2 separate regions of the Homo sapiens genome follow, and region 2 is linked to region 1. A link is an interaction called in ENCODE POLR2A ChIA-PET data of the cell type or tissue named here. Cell type or tissue: Caco-2. All regions are shown on one strand. Region 1 overlaps KIF21A (kinesin family member 21A). Region 2 has its middle 11 kb from the start of SLC2A13.

The links. ChIA-PET counts read pairs that join two places held together with the same protein. Peaks named below come from ENCODE experiments on the same cell type or tissue, not always from the same donor. Only the 100,000 strongest peaks of a DNase experiment are listed, where the experiment ranks them.
Region 2: POLR2A ChIA-PET joins it to region 1 with 7 read pairs; 3 of 35 experiments call an interaction of 5 or more read pairs at or near these places.

The regions. Positions count from the first base shown.
Region 1 is chr12:39,390,324-39,394,323 of GRCh38, reverse strand. All of the region lies in intron 1 of KIF21A (kinesin family member 21A), which reads left to right. Among named protein-coding and RNA genes, the nearest start is that of KIF21A, 51 kb to the left of the region's middle. RefSeq lists an enhancer at 1-573. In Caco-2, no CTCF peak of the experiment used is centred here; a DNase peak (open chromatin) is centred at 1,933.
Region 2 is chr12:40,114,715-40,118,714 of GRCh38, reverse strand. No RefSeq gene overlaps it. Among named protein-coding and RNA genes, the nearest start is that of SLC2A13, 11 kb to the right of the region's middle. RefSeq lists an enhancer at 715-774. In Caco-2, no CTCF peak of the experiment used is centred here; no DNase peak of the experiment used is centred here.

The sequences.
Region 1 (4,000 bases):
AGATTTGGTTAATGAAAATGAAGTTTAAATTAGGTGAAATTCAACAGGTTTTCTGCTTCAAAACGGTAAATAGACAAAGACTGCAGCATTTGATGTGAAGATGACCTATGTATTGCATGCTCTGCAAGACTTTCAGAAGAATTGGCTTAGAAAAAGCGCTGCCTGGCTGCTGCAGAGCTTTGATTAGCATCTGAATGGAGGAATGAAAAAGAGATGAAACCAAGCATTCAAAATGAGGAGGACTAATGGATTTCCTGCAGATTGGTTTAGTAGTATAGATACTTGAGTTCCGGAATATGCCTGACCTGGTCTGGCTGACTACAACACTGAATCCAAGCTGCAATGCTTGTATTGCTATGCTGAGCTCAGCGTTCCAAGTTAAAAGCCCGCCTACTTCTATTTATATTTCCTTGTTCTTCATCAATAAAATTGGATGGTTTATTGTGAGGGTTAAATGACATTACATGAAATTACATGAAAACCCAGTTGTGATTTTCATGTTATTTCATGTCATGTTATTAACCTCAGTGCCAGGCACATTGTAAATGTCCAACCTGTATTAGTTCCCTTTCTCCTCACTCCACTGCAAGCACAGAAATAGTTAAAAATTTATTCTTTTTCTCTTAATACTTTTGGGAAAGCATTAAAAAATTGCCTCAGTTAGTTTAATACTGACTATCTTAGGCTGGGTTTCCTAGACAACTGTGCCTAGAAGCTTGTGCTCTACCAAGTGGGGAAATAACAGTGTAACAGAAGTGAGGGAAAAATGAAGCAAGGCAGAGAAGACGGAATGGCAAATACAAGGTGACACATAATGGAGTTGCGAACACAGCCAAGTCACCAGGGGTGTCTCTGGACAACCCATATGGAAACACTCATTTGGGATTAGTCCATTGGAGGGAGGAAAGGGAAATAATTTATCTGTGCCTTTTTCTTATCTCTTGCCTTCTATTGGTTAGCATTTGCCTCCTGCCCTGCTGGGTTCTGCTACTCATTCCAGAAGCTACTGGGAAGCCAGATCCTGCAACCCCATGGAGCAGCCTTCATTTGTGTCTAGAAATGGTGGGAAGTGCAAGGGCTTTTGTGAGTCTAGTCAGACCAAGTCTGGTGCCATACTGCTGCAGGTCTTGCACAGTGCCAGGAGCTCAGCCCTCCCTCCAGGCGAGGCTGAGACAGCTGACAAGGTTAGGAGGTGATGCAGGTAGGGCTGAAGGATCTTCAGAAGACCAAAAACTGGGTTCCCTACACAGCAATTTCCTTAGAATGCTATTTATTTCAGAAACATTTTCTTTTAAAATGTGGATCCTTGTTTTATGTAAACATCTAGTATGGCTCATTTATAGTATATATTTTCCCACAATCTGAATTTTATTTTATTGTCTTTATTTTATTTTATTACCTTTTTATTTTATTTTATTATCTTTTTATTTTATTGTCTTTTTCTTTTAAAATTTCTTTTAAAATGTTGATCTTTTTTATGTAAACATCTAGTATGGCTCATTAATAGTACATATTTTCCCACAATCTGAATTTTATTTTATTGTCTTACCAGTGACAGCCAGTGTAACACATGGTGCTGAATTCTCTCAGCACTTGAACATATGAGTGCACAGTGCTGCAAATGCTCTCAACCAACAAGAGCACCAACTACCTCCTTGTCCTGAACTGAAGAAGTTTTTCTAACTTGCATGCACTTCACTTTGGCCTTTGCATTTATTTTACTGCCATTTATTTCACTTTCTGGCAAACATAAGTGGTTGACAAAGGGTGTGCAAGAGCTGGGTATGCCACAAAGAAACAAAGGAATGACCACTGGATTATAAAAGAAAATGTTCTTGTGAAAGCTCCTTCAAGGAAATGCTGAGCAAACAGAGTAATCTCCCTTATGTGCAGCAAAAAGCACCACACACATCACTGCAGCCTGGTAGGACTGGCTGGTGGTTATACAAACAGGGGTTGGGAGAATGATGGTTGAGGCATGCTGTGGCTGCAGGCAGTGTGAAGAGCCAGACATATATTTATGTCACAATCTTCTTGTCACTCTTTCTTTCATTCTTCATGTCACACTCTTCTTGTCACTCTTTCATGAAAAGCCAGGCAGCACTTTTTCTAAGCTCTGTTAATTAGCTCTAACTAATGTTGCTCTCTCTTCGCTGGAAATATCCTTTTAATCCCCAGGTCCTGCTGATTTTTCCTTCCACATTTACTGTGTCTTATCCCCTGACTTGTGCTTTTGTGATTATTTCCATCTTTATCAATCGCTTCTTTTAAAAAATTGCAGTTTAAGGCTGGGTGCGGTGGCTCATTCCTGTAATCCCAGCACTTTGGGAGGCTGAGGTGGGTGGATCATGAGGTCAGGAGTTCAAGACCAGCTTGGCCGAGATGGTGAAACCCCGTCTCTACTAAAAATACAAAAAATTAGCCGGGTGTAATGGCAGGTGCCTGTAATCCCAGCTACTCAGGAGGCTGGGGCAGAAAATTGCTTGAACCCGGGAGGCAGAGGTTGCAGTGAGCCGAGATTATGCCACTGCACTCCAGCCTGGGTGACAGAGCAAGACTCCATCTCAACAACAACAACAACAACAACAACGAAAATTGCAGTCTTTAGCATTTGATTTAGCTTTTACTTCATACACTATTGTAGATTTAATATATGTGATTACATATACATAGGTATGATAGAGTTGTTTCTCCAAGTAGATTATAACTCTTTGGAACCAAATTCTTTTTTATATTTTTATTTTTTATATTTGAGACAGGGTCTTCCTATGTTGCCCAGGTTGGTCTCAAACTCCTGGGCTGAGGCGATTCTTCCATCTTGGCCTCCCAAAGTTCTGGGATTACAGACGTGAGCCACCATGCCCAGCTGTGAACCAAATGTCTTAAACCTCCTCTGTATACACCACTAAATTTAGTTCAGGATGCATAGGGAGCACACTATAAAACCCATTTAGATAGATAGTATCGCTTGTCAACTGAACTGTAGCTATCTGAACTCAGGAAGTGAAAAAAAAAATTTTTTTTATTGAATCCTTCAGTATCCAAACTTGCTATTTGCTACCTAAAACTTAAGAACCAAATGGATTTGGAATTTCTTGCTATTAGAGCTTGTTATTGAAACTCTATCTAAGCTCAGGAACCAAATAGATTTGCACAGCACAGGATACTCGTCTTTCCAGATTTATGTTGTGTTTCAGTGATGGAATCAGTATGTGTTACACTGAGACTCTAGCTATGGCTCCTTCTATCCTGACTTCAGTATAATAATTACACTCAATTATTTTAATCATAATTACTCAAGTATAATAATCATACTGTTACCACTATTGTGAGGGCTGTGGCTAGGCAGGAAGTGTGACCTAGAGAATACTCACAGGGTTTGGAATAAGACATGCATTGGCTTGAATTCTGGCTCTCTCTGGCACTTAACTGTCTATGTTTTACTTTTGTCACATGTCAACTTGTAAAATTAATACCTACTTCTTAGGATTATTGTACTGAATAAAAATAATGCATATAAAATGACTGGCATATATGGTAGGCACTTGTTGAATGACATATATTGTTGTTTTTTTCCAATAGTGCTATTAATCATCTCTTTCAATTCTGACAAATATATATATATTTTTTTCCTTCTTTAAAGCAATCAGTCAAGTAGTTTTTGTTGAATATCTTTTGTAGGTTATACATTACAGTGTATATATGACTTTATATAGAATACTCTTTTTAATATAGTTTGGTATAACATAAATGAAGTTTATCCCACAATGTTGTGGTGGAGCAAGGTTTAGATCTTAGGTTTTCATTGTTTTTAATTTTTTTCTTTTTTTTAATAAACTTTAGTCTCCTAAATAAAGACTACCTTCAAGGAAATAAAATCTAACATCCAGTAATCCTGTTTGTCTCTACTTTTCCTCGTAAACTTGAATCATTCACCTCTTATTAGCATAAATTGAGTGCTATTGTCTTTTTAAACCAGAATTTTCTCCTTCCATTAAAA
Region 2 (4,000 bases), 720 kb before region 1:
GTAATGTTCTTTCACTGTGTTGAATGACCTCAGCTCCAACCTTAGGAAACAAGAAAAGGAACAGCAAATGATGTATTATCCTTCTTTTAATATATTGAATATATTGTTGGATTTCATTTGCTAACATTTTGTTTAGAATCTTTGTATCTATGTGCATAAGGAAAATGTTTTGTAGCTCTCTAGTAATTGTCTGGTTTTGGAATCAGGGTAATGCTGATCTCAGAATGTGTTGGGAAGTATTCCATACTCTTCAATTTTCTGAAAGAATGGGTATAGAATTACATTATTTCTTCCTTAAATGTTTGGTAGACTTTGCCAGTGAAGTTGACTGGGCTTGCAATTTGCCTCATGGGAAAGTTTTAAACTACAAATAGTTTCTTAATAGATATAAAGCTATTCAAATAATCTCTTTCTTTTTGAGTGAGCTTTGGTAATTTGTCTATTTCAAGGAGTACGTCTATTTCATAAATTTTTCCAGTATGAAATATTTATAATATTACCTTATGATCCTTTTAATACTTGTGGAATCTACAATAATGTAACATCTCTCATTCCTGATACTGATAATTTGTGGCTTCTGTCGTTTTTTCCTTATGAGTCTTGTGAGAGGATTATCAATTTTACTCATTTTTTCAACAACCAGCTTTTAGTTTCGATGACTGAAACTAAAACTATTGTCTCTGTCTTCCATTTCACTGATTCCCTCTTTGACTTCTCATCTTAAAATTTCATTTTCTCTTCCTTTTTTTGTTTTTTAAGAGTGAAGTTGAGGTCACTGACTTGAGGTGCTTTTTTGCTTCTGTTACAGATATTTAGCTTGTAGCTTCCCCTTAGCTCTGCTTTAGTAGATCGTACAAATATTGATCTATCATGTTTTCCTTTTCATTCAGTTCAGAAATACTTTCTAATCACTCCTTTAGCTCTTTCCTTAGCTCATGGTTAATTTAGAAGTGTGCTATTTAGTTTCTAAATATTTGGGAGCTGTTGGTTTGAATTGAATTCTACTATAGTCAGAGAATATACTTTGAATGTCTTAAATCGTAAATTTACTAAGATTAGTTGTAAAGTCCAAGATATGCTCTAACTTGGGTAAATGTTCTGTGTGTACTTGAAAGAAATGTGTATCTGCCACTGTTGGATGGAGTGTCAATTAGGTTAAGTTGGTTGATAGTGTTATTCAAATATTTTATATCCTTATTACATACTATTTTTTGTGTACTAGTTCTATCAATTATTGAGAAAGTATTAAAATCTCTGACTCTGTGATTTTTTTCTATTTTTATTTCATCACTATCATGCATTTGGAAGCTCTGTTTATTTATATTTAGATTATTTTACTTTATTATTTTTGAGTCAGGATCTCACTCTGCTGCCCAGGTTAGAGTGCAGTGGCACGATCATGGCTCACTGCAGCCTTGACCTCCCCAGGCTCAAGTGATCCCCCCACCTCAGCCTCTCAAGTAGCTGGGACTTCAGGTGCATGCCACCACACTTAGCTAATTTTTTGTATTTTTTTGTAGAGATGAGGTCTTGCCATGTTGCCCAGGCTGAAGCTCTGTTTTTAGATGTTTAACTTTTAGATTTATGTCCTCTTGTCGGAATGACCCCCTTTATCATTAAGAAATGGCCCTGGTAATATTGTTTGTTCAGAAATTGTATTTATCTGAATTAATATAACCATTCTAGCTTTCTTTCTTTTCCTTTTTTCTTTTTTATTTTTTTGAGACACGATCTGATGTAGTTTGGATATATGTTCCCATCCTAATCTCATATTGAATTATACTCTCCAGTATTGGAGGTGGGGCCTGTGGAAGGTGACTGGATCATGAGAGTGAATTTCTCATGAATGGTTTAGCACCATCCCTTTGATGTTGTCCTTGCAATACTGAGTGACTTCTCATGAGATCTGGCTGTTTAAAAGTGTGTGACAATTCACTTTTTCTTGCTGCTGCTTTCACCATGTGATGTGCCTGCTCCCCCTTTGCCTTCTGCCATGACTGTAAGCTTCCTGAGGCCTCACTAAGAGCAGATGCTGCTATGTTTTCTGTATAGCCTGCAGAACAATAAGCCAATTAAACCTCTTTCCTTTAAAAATTACCTGGCAATGCAAGAATGGCCTGATACGAGGTCTCACTCTGTTGCCAGGCTGAAGTGCTGTGGCATGGTCATAGCTCACTGTGACCTTAAACTACTGGGCTCAAGGGAAACCACTGCCTCAGCCTCCTGTGTAGCTTGGACTACAGGTGTGTGCCACCACGCCCAGAAGATTAAAAAAAATTTTTTTTGTAGCCACAAGGTCTTGCTATGTTGCCCAGGCTGGCCTCAAACTCCTGGCCTCAAGCAATTCTTATGCCTGGGACTCCCAAGGTGGGTTTATAGGCATGAGCCACCATGCCTGGGTTACCTTTTCTTTTCTTTTTTTTTTTTAAATAGTGTTAGCATGGTGTATCTTTGTATATACTTTTATATTCAATCTCTGATAAATAAATATATATAATATTTAATATATTAATTATATTTAAGGTTTGTTTCTTATAGGCAGGATATAGTTGAGTTTTGCAACTTAACTATTCAATTTTATCATCTTTGTCTTTTAATTGGTGTGCTTAGACTACTTATCTTCAATGTGATTATTGATATGGTTGGGCTGTTCTTCACTCCCCTTTTCCTCTTTATTTTCTTTTTCTGCCTTTAAAAGTTTGCTTTTTCTTTCATTTACTTCTTGTTGGCTTCTTTTACATTATTTTGATGCTTTTTTAAGGTATTAAAATATACATCTTTCATTTACTGATATCATACCACACTTCACATGTAGTATGAGAAAACTGCAAGTGTATATTTTCATTTCTGCCCTCCTGGCACTTGTACTATGGCTGTCATACACTTCGTAATGAATATACACACACACAATACATTATATTTATAGAATATAAATTATATAAAATGTATACTATATAATTTACATATGAAATCTTAGAACTTTTGCAAGGGCCAGAGATTCGGACTTGGAGGCTGTTTTCAAGTACATCTTAACTCTCCCATTGCTGCTGCAGTAGAGACCCTTCTGCTGCTGCTACCACTGGGAAAACATACCACAGCTAAAATGTGGACATGGGTACATCCCCACTACAACTGCTGCTGCTACCTCTTCAGGCTGTATGTCCCTCTGTCAGTCCCTACCACCCTCCCTATGATGTACCTTATGGATAGCCTTCCTCTTCATGTTACTCTCTTCCAATTAAAGCCTTGTGCAGATTTGTTGCTTGGCTGAGCCTGGGTCACATGCCTGCCCCTAACTCCAGAGAATGCTGGGAAAGTGAGCTTCTGGCTTCCTATTTTGGCAAGGCAATGTTCGTAATTCAGGCACTTCCCTAAACAGAGAAAAAGGGTCCAAATGTAGGAAGTGATCAAAAAGTATAATAAAAGTCTACTATCTATTGGGAGATAAAAAATATGTATAGATTTTATCCAAGCAGAAAACATAGTTTTAAAAATAAAGACACAAAGCAATTTTGCTACACACCTAAACTATAACAGAAACCTAAAGCTTTATTTTTTAATATCAGCAAAGGCTTTAAAATTATGGGAGTATATTAGTTGACTGCTTTCCCCTCCTCATTCACACTGTGAGTCTCTCATCCATCAGGATGATAATTGAAAGCTCAGTCTATACTTAGCCTGTAGGTCTGTGAGAAATAGCTGTGATTACTATGGGGCTCCTGCATGGAAATTTCATGGCAATTTTACAAAGCAAAGATCATACAGAAGAAATTGACTTTGCTTTTCTTGTCAGTGCACTATTACATTCTTATTTTCTTTCCAAATCACTCCCTGATGAATATCTGCCATCATTAGCCAGTGGCAATAACATATTTACTGAATTTTTCTATACTCTTCCAAACATCTCTTATAACAAATAAATAACTCAGAGAAAATAATGCAATTATCTTAACTCTTCAGCTCAGAAACACATTTCTTTTTTGTATTGCATTCTGAGGAA